2 separate regions of the Homo sapiens genome follow, and region 2 is linked to region 1. A link is a contact called in ENCODE Hi-C or POLR2A ChIA-PET data. All regions are on one chromosome and are shown on one strand. The core of a region is the stretch at or near the end of the contact, and the rest is flanking DNA. Distances in the headings are between cores, read along the strand shown.

Region 1 (4,923 bases), core at 1,415-3,914:
TAATCCAGAACTATAGATACAAATTCAGGAAAGCATCAGCAAATTTAGCCCTTAGAATAGGGTTTGCAAATAGTATGTGTTCAACAAATATATGTTGATTGGGTGATTAAAAGAGTTCACCAATAGTTTGGTGAATGGTCAGGAAGTCTTGGAAAAGAGACATTTCATATTGCACTAAGTGTCCTACTCTGGAGAAAAATAACCAAGCATAGAGTTATGACAGCAGAGCTGGAGTCAATAGGACACTACAAATCTAAGAACTACAAATCAAAATGGTATTTTGGCCAACAGAGCAGGTTCTAGACACTTGCCACAGCACCAGGTGATGTGTATTCCAACCAGAAGGTTGTTATAAGGCATCTCTTGAATTAAGTTTTTCTTATTACTTGGACATTATGTCATATTCTGATAAAATAAAGTCATGATAACTCTGCTTTCCAAATGTATTTTCTTTTCACCTTCAAAAGCACACCTCCATCTTTATACATTGCCTTTTTGATTTGATCCCCAGAACCATAAGAAATAAAAATGTCTGTGATCTTTAAGGGGTGGGGCTGGAGGCTCGTGCATCTTCCTTGCACCTAGCAAAGTTACTGACACATAATGAGTCCTTAATAAACAACAAATTATAGCTAACATGGAGTGTTTACCGTGTAGCAGACACCGCTCTGAGTACTCACATATATTGGCACATTTCTTTAAGGAGTTCAGCATAATTGTGATGGGTGTGCAAGATTGCCACTTGCTAGCAGAGTGACCCTGGGCAAGTTACTGAAGCACTTTGGCCTCAGTTTCATAATCTGTAATATGGGAGTAATAACTGAGATAATTTCATAGGGTTGTTGCACAGATCATCTGAGTTAATATCTATCATGCCTTTGGAACAGTGCTGCATACATGATTGCTCAGTAAGTACTGGCTTGTGTTTGTATTTATCCTAAGATCACCTCTCAAGTCATTGGGGGAAATCAAGATTTGAACTCAGACTGCCTGGCTCAAGACCCTGTGTCTCTAATCACTATTTATTTTGAATGAGTTACTAAATAAGTGAAGAAATAACCCAAAGTCATACGGTCAGATAGTGACAGAATCCAGATCTCCTGTCCCTCACCCCACAATTCTAACACTAGACCCCTACTGAGTTGCCACAAGTGCACAGATCCAGGTTGTCTGGGAGGGAGGCAGGAAGTTGCTGCTGTACACATGGGTCTCACACTCCTCCTTCCTCCTCAGATTACACCTCCTTCCCAGGCTGCGGAGGCTGGTGGTGCCAGTGCACGCAGGTAGAAGCCAACATCTTCTCCATGGGAGCAGATTAATGGTAAAGGACTGTACTCTTCAACTCATGCAGAGAAAAATGAATGGACTGAGCAGAACAATAATAATAAGTGACATTTGAAGAGCACTTTCCAGTTGACAAAGCCCTTTCACATCCATTGTCTCACTTGACCACTGGAGCAACCCTGTGATGTAGGTTATTATTTCCGGTTTTGAAGATGAGGCAACCTGAACACAAGGATGTCACGTGACTTGTCCACGTTTGCAGGGTGGGCAAACCCTGGAGCCCAGGCTTGCACTGGAATCCCCTGACTCCAGATCCCAAGTTCCTTCCTTAACAAAATATTTGACTCAGTACACTGAGAGAACTTTGCCCCTGGCCTCAGAAAAAGTAGCTCATGGTATCTCCCAGTGTAGAGTCTGATCTGCTTAGGAAAGTAAGTTTGAACCTTCCTGAAGGCAGAGGTATGGACGAGATGACCCAGACCTCATCTAAAGCCAGGCAGCTTTGTGATTCCCTTCCAGGATTTTATGAAAGAAATAAAATTATTCACTTGGAATGTTTGCTACCAGAAATGTCAGAGAAGCTGTAAAGGGCCATTTATTTGGGACCTTCTAACCATGTGTTATGGTAGAAAATTTGAGAGAAGGAACAGGCCATTAGGAAAATTATTTTATTCACTTCAACTATTATTGTCTTGTTCTGATAATATTCTATTTGAAAACTTGCATTCATAGCACTCTTTCACATAAAATCGTGTTCTCTGGGTCCTTCCCACCTCATCATGCTTCTTTCTCTCACATGTATAGAGATTGTTTTTCATTTTGAACCCAGTTGCTTCCTCTTTGATGCTGTAGAAAATCACCCTTCTGGGCGTGTGGCATAATGACTTCCATGGCAATGGGCTGAAGTTACAGACAAGCCATTACGTGAGCACGACAGGCTGAGCAGAGAGACCAGAGCCAGTTCTTTTAAAACTGCTGTCCTTGATAATAGCAGGACAGAGGTAGAAAATTACTGGCATTATAAATTGCTTTTTCGATAAAGGTTTTGACTCTGTCTTTTAAAAAGCTGTGCCACACGGGGAAAATCTCTCTGCATTTTTAATTGTAGATAATTTTGTGTAAGAAAAACCTCCCCATGAAAATGGTCTAATGAAATGTGCTTCGTTTGACTTTGGCAAAGCTCCATGTCATTCTAAACGAGTGCATAAAAACAGACACAAACAATATTTGCTATTACCTAAAAGTGTAAGAGATAATTTACATCAAAAGCAAAAGAGGAGATTGAGAATTGGAGAGTGGTCCCTAAAGCAGAGCTCCCACTTCTACACGCACGCATAAAAGAGCAGGAATAAAGGAAGTGTGGTGTACTGCCACCCAGCGGTGAGTCAGGGAAGACTGAGGACTACCATGACCCCTCAGTGTCCAGAGCCCAACCTAGGTAGACAAAAACCAGGGCAAAAAGAAACAAGGCCCCAGTCCTGCTAAAGGAGAAGACATGTTCTAAAGTTTATGCTTTACTCAAAGAATGCCATCTCAGAATCTTGTTAATGCTTATCTTAGGCATAATTCTAACATGCATAACTTTCAAACCCATCAGGAGATCGAAACCATCCTGGCCAACATGGTGAAAACCGGTCTCTACTAAAAATACAAAAATTAGCTGGGCATGGTGGCGCGTGCCTGTAGTCCCAGCTACCCAGGAGGCTGAGGCAGGAGAATCGCTTGAATCCGGGAGGCGGAGGCTGTAGTGAGCCAAGATCACACCACTGCAGTCCAGCCTGGGCAACAGAGTGAGACTCCATCTAAAAAAAAAAAAAAAAAAAAAAAAAAAGAAGAAGCAAGTAAATAGAATGGAAAGAGGAAAGGAAGGCCTATTGCATGTAGGCTTCTCTGTGTAAGCAGTACGGTGCATCCCGTAGAGGACAATGGTGGACTCCTTAGAGTCAAGTGTCTCTGTGCCTTTTACTAGCTGGGGAACTTGCTCAAGTCATATCACCTCATTGTACTTCATTTTCCTCATCTGAAAAATTAGCATGATAATTGTACTACCTACCTCATAGAACTGTTTTTGAGGATTAAAGAAGAAATTCGTAGAAATAGGGCAGTTCCTGATACTTAGTATGCATTCAGTGTCAGCCATGAGCATTTTAGAAATATAGAAGCTCAAATCCATTAAGGACTAAATCCTGGTTGTTATTTAAATTATTCATTTGTTCATTCAATTCACATTTATTAAGCACATATTATGAGCCAGGTAATGAATAGCCGCTGTGTAAATAAATATCAATAAGCGACTGCCCTTCCCATCTAGGAACTCAGACATGCAAGCAAAATTTACATCAATGGTGGGAAGTGCTGGAGGAGCATTTACGTGGGAACACAGACCCTATCCCTGGAGAGGTCAGGATGGCTTCCTAGGGGTGACGTTCAAGGGGGTGCATGGGAGGTGAGGAGGGGGAGTGCATTCCAGAGGAGGATGCAACATGTTTAAACAAAGGCTCAGATGGAGGGAGAGCTGGTGATTTTGCTCCTCAGGGTGTAAGGGGTTCTGAGAGGGGAGTTGAGGCTGAAGAGGCAGGCGGGGCCAGTGCTGGAAGGCCCTTGCCTGTGCAGCTAAATCCTTAGGTTTGCTCCACGGTGTTCAAACTTCTTCAGCATTACATATATTTTTCCCCAACAAAATCTCATGGAAAACTCCAGCATATGAAAAAAAAATAAAAGCAGCATTTTGTTAACAGACATTTAGTTTGTAAGTTCAAATTTATGACGGTTACAGAATGAATCAATAAGATCAATAAAGAAGTATTAATTAATACAACATTTTGGGCATATGTGTGACAAACCCAACTTCCATTTTATATATATGTATATATTTATATATATTTCTAATTATATACTATTGAGAATATTCTGATTCACTCTGAGAACTAGTTGCAAAAAGTAGTTTTTAAAAGAAAAAAAAAAAACTCAGTTTGCAATCTCTAAATGCCCTTAACTGTTCTGGAAGTTTAAAAGGGCAATAGTAAGACATTTTTACTTTAAATTTGAATTATCATCTATCAACGTCTTACATTTCTTATCATAAATAGAAAAGTCAGATGAGAAGCACCATAATCTTAAAACCATAACACATCATTATCGACGTGTGGCCTGGTTCCTGCCCACTTGTCATAGTCTGGCTGTTAGCTAGGATGAGACTGTGTACTGAGATATTACACCCAAGCCTTACCTGGCCTATGAGTGAGGAAAGCGTCTTAGTCTGTTTATGCTGCTGTGACAAAATACCTAAGACTGGGTAATTTTCACAGTTTTGGAGCCTTGGAAGTCCAATAAAGGTGCCAGTGGGCTCAGTGTCTGGTGAGGGCTCGGTCACTGCTTCTAAGATGGTGCCTTGTTACTGCGTCCTCTGGAGGGAAAAAATACTGTGTCCTCACATGGTGGAAGGTGAAAGGGTTAAAAACAAACAAACAAACAAACAAACAAACAACAAAAAAACCCTAGCTAGTTCCCTTCAGCACTTTTGTAAGATTGCTAATCTCATTCATGAGGTCTCTATACTCATGACTTAATCACCTCCGAAAAGCCCTACCTTTGAATATCATAACATTGGGGTTGAAGTTCCAACATGAGAGTTTTGGA
Region 2 (4,923 bases), core at 1,467-3,966, 970 kb before region 1:
TGATCTCGGCTCACTGCAACCTCCACCTCCCAGGTTCCAGCAATTCTCCTGCCTCAGCCTCCCTAGTAGCTGGGACTACAGGCATGCGCCACCATGCCCGGCTAATTTTTGTATTTTTTAGTAGAGATGAGGTTTCACCATATTGGCCAGGCTGGTCTCAAACTCCTGACCTCATGATCCATCCGCCTCGGTCTCCCAAAGTGCTGGGATTACAGGCATGAGCCACCGTGCCCAGCCTCAAACTAATTTCTAAAGTTCAAAATATTTTTGAGGTTTGAGGTTTGGGATGTTATAGAAAGGGCATAGGATTCTGGAGTGAAAATGGATTTAAATGTTGGCTTTAAGTTTACTAACCATGTGGCCACAGGCAAGTTGTAATTTTTGACCAAATGTATGTATCACAGATATTATTTCTCATTATTCTGTTACTTGACTGGGTGATTCTTGAGATCTAGGCTGACCCATCTTGGCCTAAAGGCTTAATCGCCTTCAGGAGAGAGACTTGGAGATAGAAACTTGAGAACATTAAAAACGCTTAGCACATTGTATATGACACTTAGCACATTGTATGTGCCCAAGAAACATTTCCTAAAATGAATCTAAGTCTAAAATACTTTTAAGGTTTTTTTTAATATATATATATATTTTATTATACTTTAAGTTCTAGGGTACATGTGTACAACGTGCAGGTTTGTTACATATGTATACATGTGCCATGTTGGTGTGCTGCACCCATTAACTCGTCATTTACATTAGGTATATCTCCTAATGCTATCCCTCCCCACTCCCCCCACCCCACAACAGGCCCCAGTGTGTGATGTTCCCCTTCCTGTGTCCAAGTGTTCTCATTGTTCAATTCCCACCTATGAGTGAGAACATGCGGTGTTTGGTTTCTTGTCCTTGCAATAGTTTGCTGAGAATGATGGTTTCCAGTTTCATCCATATCTGTACAAAGGACATGAACTCATCATTTTTTATGGCTGCATAGTATTCCATGGTGTATATGTGCCACATTTTCTTAATCCAGTCTATCATTGTTGGACATTTGGGTTGGTTCCAAGTCTTTGCTATCGTGAATAGTGCCGCAATAAGCATACGTATGCATGCGTCTTCATAGCAGCATGATTTATAATCCTTTGGGTATATACCCAGTAATGGGATGGCTGGGTCAAATGGTATTTCTAGTTCTGGATCCCTGAGGAATTGCCACACTGTCTTCCACAATGGTTGAACTAGTTTACAGTCCCACCAACAGTGTAACAGTGTTCCTATTTCTCCACTTTTAAGTTTTAAAGTGTCATTTGTGTCAATGATTTGACTTCAAGTGTGGAGGGAGAGAAGCAGAGTAGTTTAGCTATAGCCAAAACGTTTCATTTGTCATGATAGTAAAACATGAGTTCAAAGAAAGTATTAATTGTTCATCTATATGGCATTAAGAAATATGAATAAATAAAGCCAGAGTCTAAAATCTTATTTGAACATTCCTTTTTGCTGAAACTTAGCTGCCTGCTTCTAATTAGAAAAAAATTTTTTTTTGGCCGGCTGTGGTGGCTCATGCCTGTAATCCCAGCCCTTTGGGAGGCCGAGACGGGTGGATCACGGGATCAGGAGTTCAAAACCATCCTGGCTAACACGGTGAAATCCTGTCTCTACTAAAAATACAACAACAACAAAAAAAAATTAGCCGGGCGTGGTGGCGGGCACCTGTGGTCCCAGCTACTTGGGAGGCTGAGGCAGGAGAATGGCGTGAACCCGGAAAGTGGAGCTTGCAGTGAGCCGAGATTGCGCCACTGCACTGTACTTCAGCCTGGGTGACAGAGCAAGACTCCATCTCAAAAAAAAAAAAGAAAAAAAGAAAAGGTTTTTTGTTGTCGTCAATTTTTGTTGTTGTTGTTGTTGTTGTTGTTTTTTTTTTAACAAGAAGTTGTGTTAAGTAAAGGCCTGAAAGGGACAGAAGACAAAAAGTCGAATGGAAGGGCCACTTTACCCTAATCTTTTGGGAGTTTTCCTTTTTTTTTTTTTTTCTTTTTGTTCTTTTCCTCATCTCTGTATCTCTTTCTCTCTAAAGTATTATTTTTCACCTATTAATGTATATGGGGGTGTTGAGGTATAGACCCTGGGTCAAATCCAGAAGCTATTCTCTCTTTACAGATGCAGAGCTTTACTGCTGTAGACTTGATTCCTAAACAGGGCTACCATACCCATCCTAACCCAGCTGTTCAGAGAATTTAGATTAAGTCAGGAAAGTGAGAAAGTGGCCTTGGCTTTTTGTGTACTTTAGACCTATACAGTGGTCTAAATGACCTGAGAATGGTTCAATTGGGTGGAAAAGGGAAAAAAAAAAGGTTTATCATTGAGCCAATAATTAGTTCAATTTCTGAATGTTTCATTTAGCAGATATTTATTAAATAACTACTGTGGGACAGGCATGCTATCATGCTGAAATAAATGACCAATGAGGCGTGTAAACAAATGATACGGAATGTAATGTTCTTTACCAGGTATTCTAGCAGAGTAGGAAGAGTATTCCAGTAGGAAGAGTTCTGAAGGAAATCTATTCATCCTTGAGTGCTCAAAATGCAAAGAGTGCTTTGCGCATAGCAGTAACCATAAGTGTGTGTACGAATGAATAAACATGATTCAAACAATGTGATTAGATCATTTACAAAATACTGTGAGAGCACAAAGGAGGAAGTGACCAATTCTTCCTTTTAATGACACAGTGAGGAGAGAAAGGCTCTTGGGAGATTCAGTAGGTGGAGAAGGCCTGAAAAGGTAGAGTGAAAAAGCATGACAATGCTCTGAACTAACAAGTTCAGATGTAGAGTATATGCTGGGGGCGTAGAATGCCGAGGTAAGGCATGATAAGGTAGACAGAAGTCAAGATGGATAAATGTTTTGTATTGGAATTTATTCTGTGGGTGCTGATAGGCCAGTGAAGGTTTTTTTTTTTTTTTTTTTAATAGGAATATTAAGGGGTAGAATTTGAGACATTCCTTTAAAAATAAATTATTCTTGAATTGGGAAATCAAATGATAGAATTGTAAAAATTATAAGCATATATGTTGGCAATGATTATGGCTAATAAGTCGTATAATATATGGTGGAATCTGTTTTATCCCTTTCAGATAACATATAATCTTAGTACAGATAAAACCATTTTAATCAAAATATGCATGATGTCATCAGTTTGTTTTTGAAAGAGATTTATTTTTACTTTATGGAATTATTACAGACTGTATTCTTTCTTAAAGATTCTGGCATTTTTTTAAAACTTATTTTGAAATGATCTTAAGTTTAGAAAAGAGTTTCTTAAATAGCGCAAAGAAGTCGTGTATATTTTTTATCCAGTGTCCACTGATGTTAACGTCTTATGCAGTCATAGTATAGTGATGAAAACTAAGAAACTAACATTGGTACAGTGCTATTAACTGTAGACTTTATTAGGATTTTCCCAGCTTTTCCACTAATGTCCTTTTTCTGTTCCAGGATCTAGTCCAAGATATACCACACTGCACTTAATGGTTATCTCTCTCATCCCCCCAAATCTCTTTTTTGACCTTGACCCTTTGGAAGAGTACCAGTCAGGTATTTTGTAGAATGTCCCTCAATTTGATTATATCTCTTGTTTTCTTGTGATTACGGCCTGAAGTAATGAGTTTTGGGGCTCTTGGAGGTTTTTTAAAATTTCATTTTATTTTTCAAATTATCATAAAGTTGACTTTTTTGTGGACAGCTCTGTGAATTTTGACATGTCTAAGTTTGTGTAACCATCACCATAATCAGGATATAGAACAATTCATCACTTCCCCAAATCCTCATGCTCTCTCAATAGTCACACCCTCCCCAAAATCTGTATCCCTGGCAACCACTGATCTGTTCTCCATCAATGTAGTTTTGTCTCTTCAAGAAATGTTATATAAATGGAATCATATAGTATTCAGTGGTCCCTAACCTTTTTGGCACCAGTGACCAGTTTCATGGAACACAATTTTTCCACAGAAGTTGGTGGGATGGTTTCAGGATGAAACTGTTCCACCTCAAATCATTGGGCGTTAGATTCTCATAAGGAGCACGTAACCTAGATAGTTTGCATGCACAGTTCACAATAGGGTTTCCTCTCCTATGAGAATCTAATTCTCTGGCTGCTCTGACAGGAGGCAGAACTCAGGTGGTGATGCTCGCCTGCCTTGGGGTTGAGGACCCCTGCAGTATGTAACCCTTTGACACTGGCTTCTTTCACTCAGCATAATGCTTTTGATTGTCATCTAAGTTGTATTTATCAATAGTTAGCTCCATTTTATTGCTAAGTATGGATGTACTGCAGCTTGTTCATCTGCCTCTTTTCGTTATGTATTTGAGAACATACTATGTGTCCTGGCACTATAACAAGTAATTTAAGTGAATTATTATGTGAAATAAGGATTATAACTGTCCCTTTCACAGATGTGAAAACAGAGGCTTAGAGAGTTTAAGTAGCTTTAAGTTAAAAACTAGTCAATAGTAGAGTTAGGACTCAGCCTGGGTCACCCACTCCAAACCCCATGTTCTTAATCATGAGGCTACACAGCTAGTTGCTAATGTTGGTTTCCTCATTTCTCTGTTTTGACCAGAAGTGTAACTAAGAGAAGTTAAAGTTCACATTTCTTTAACGTGTCCTAAAATTCCCTTTCTTTTCTCTTTTATCAAAGAGCAAAAATAATAATAGCAGGGGTAATTTTTTAAAAAATCATTTTGGGGGCTAAGAGTTCTGTGATTCAGGCCTAAAGCAAAAGGTTAAGCCAAGTCAGTCATCAGTCCGTAGGACATTATGACTTAACATTTAACATTGAGTGGTTCTGTTTATGAGCATTGTAACCATAGTACTAAGTTTTTTCTTTGGTTTGTTTTTTTTTTTTTTTTAGAAACAAGGTCTTGCTCTGT

Evidence for each region. Hi-C counts contacts between places; a loop is a spot of excess contacts on that map. ChIA-PET counts read pairs that join two places held with the same protein, here RNA polymerase II (POLR2A).
Region 2: a map of tibial artery shows a loop between it and region 1 (6-fold over the local background). The contact joins two enhancer-like sites. A Hi-C loop is called at or near these places in 1 of 168 maps with a recorded cell type or tissue (tibial artery). POLR2A ChIA-PET finds 5 or more read pairs at or near these places in 1 of 52 experiments (T-cell).

What each region holds. Positions count from the first base shown.
Region 1 is chr13:40,067,117-40,072,039 of GRCh38, reverse strand. LOC107984569 (a long non-coding RNA gene) reads left to right here. Exons shown (of 3, transcript XR_001749970.1): 3 at 1,234-1,355. Among named protein-coding and RNA genes, the nearest start is that of LINC00332, 110 kb to the left of the region's middle. Within about 2 kb of position 2,664, at least 4 of the 41 ENCODE cell types and tissues checked have a DNase peak (open chromatin) inside an H3K27ac peak, as active enhancers do.
Region 2 is chr13:41,032,829-41,037,751 of GRCh38, reverse strand. It overlaps a transcript of ELF1 not described here. Among named protein-coding and RNA genes, the nearest start is that of ELF1, 16 kb to the right of the region's middle. Within about 2 kb of position 2,716, at least 2 of the 41 ENCODE cell types and tissues checked have a DNase peak (open chromatin) inside an H3K27ac peak, as active enhancers do.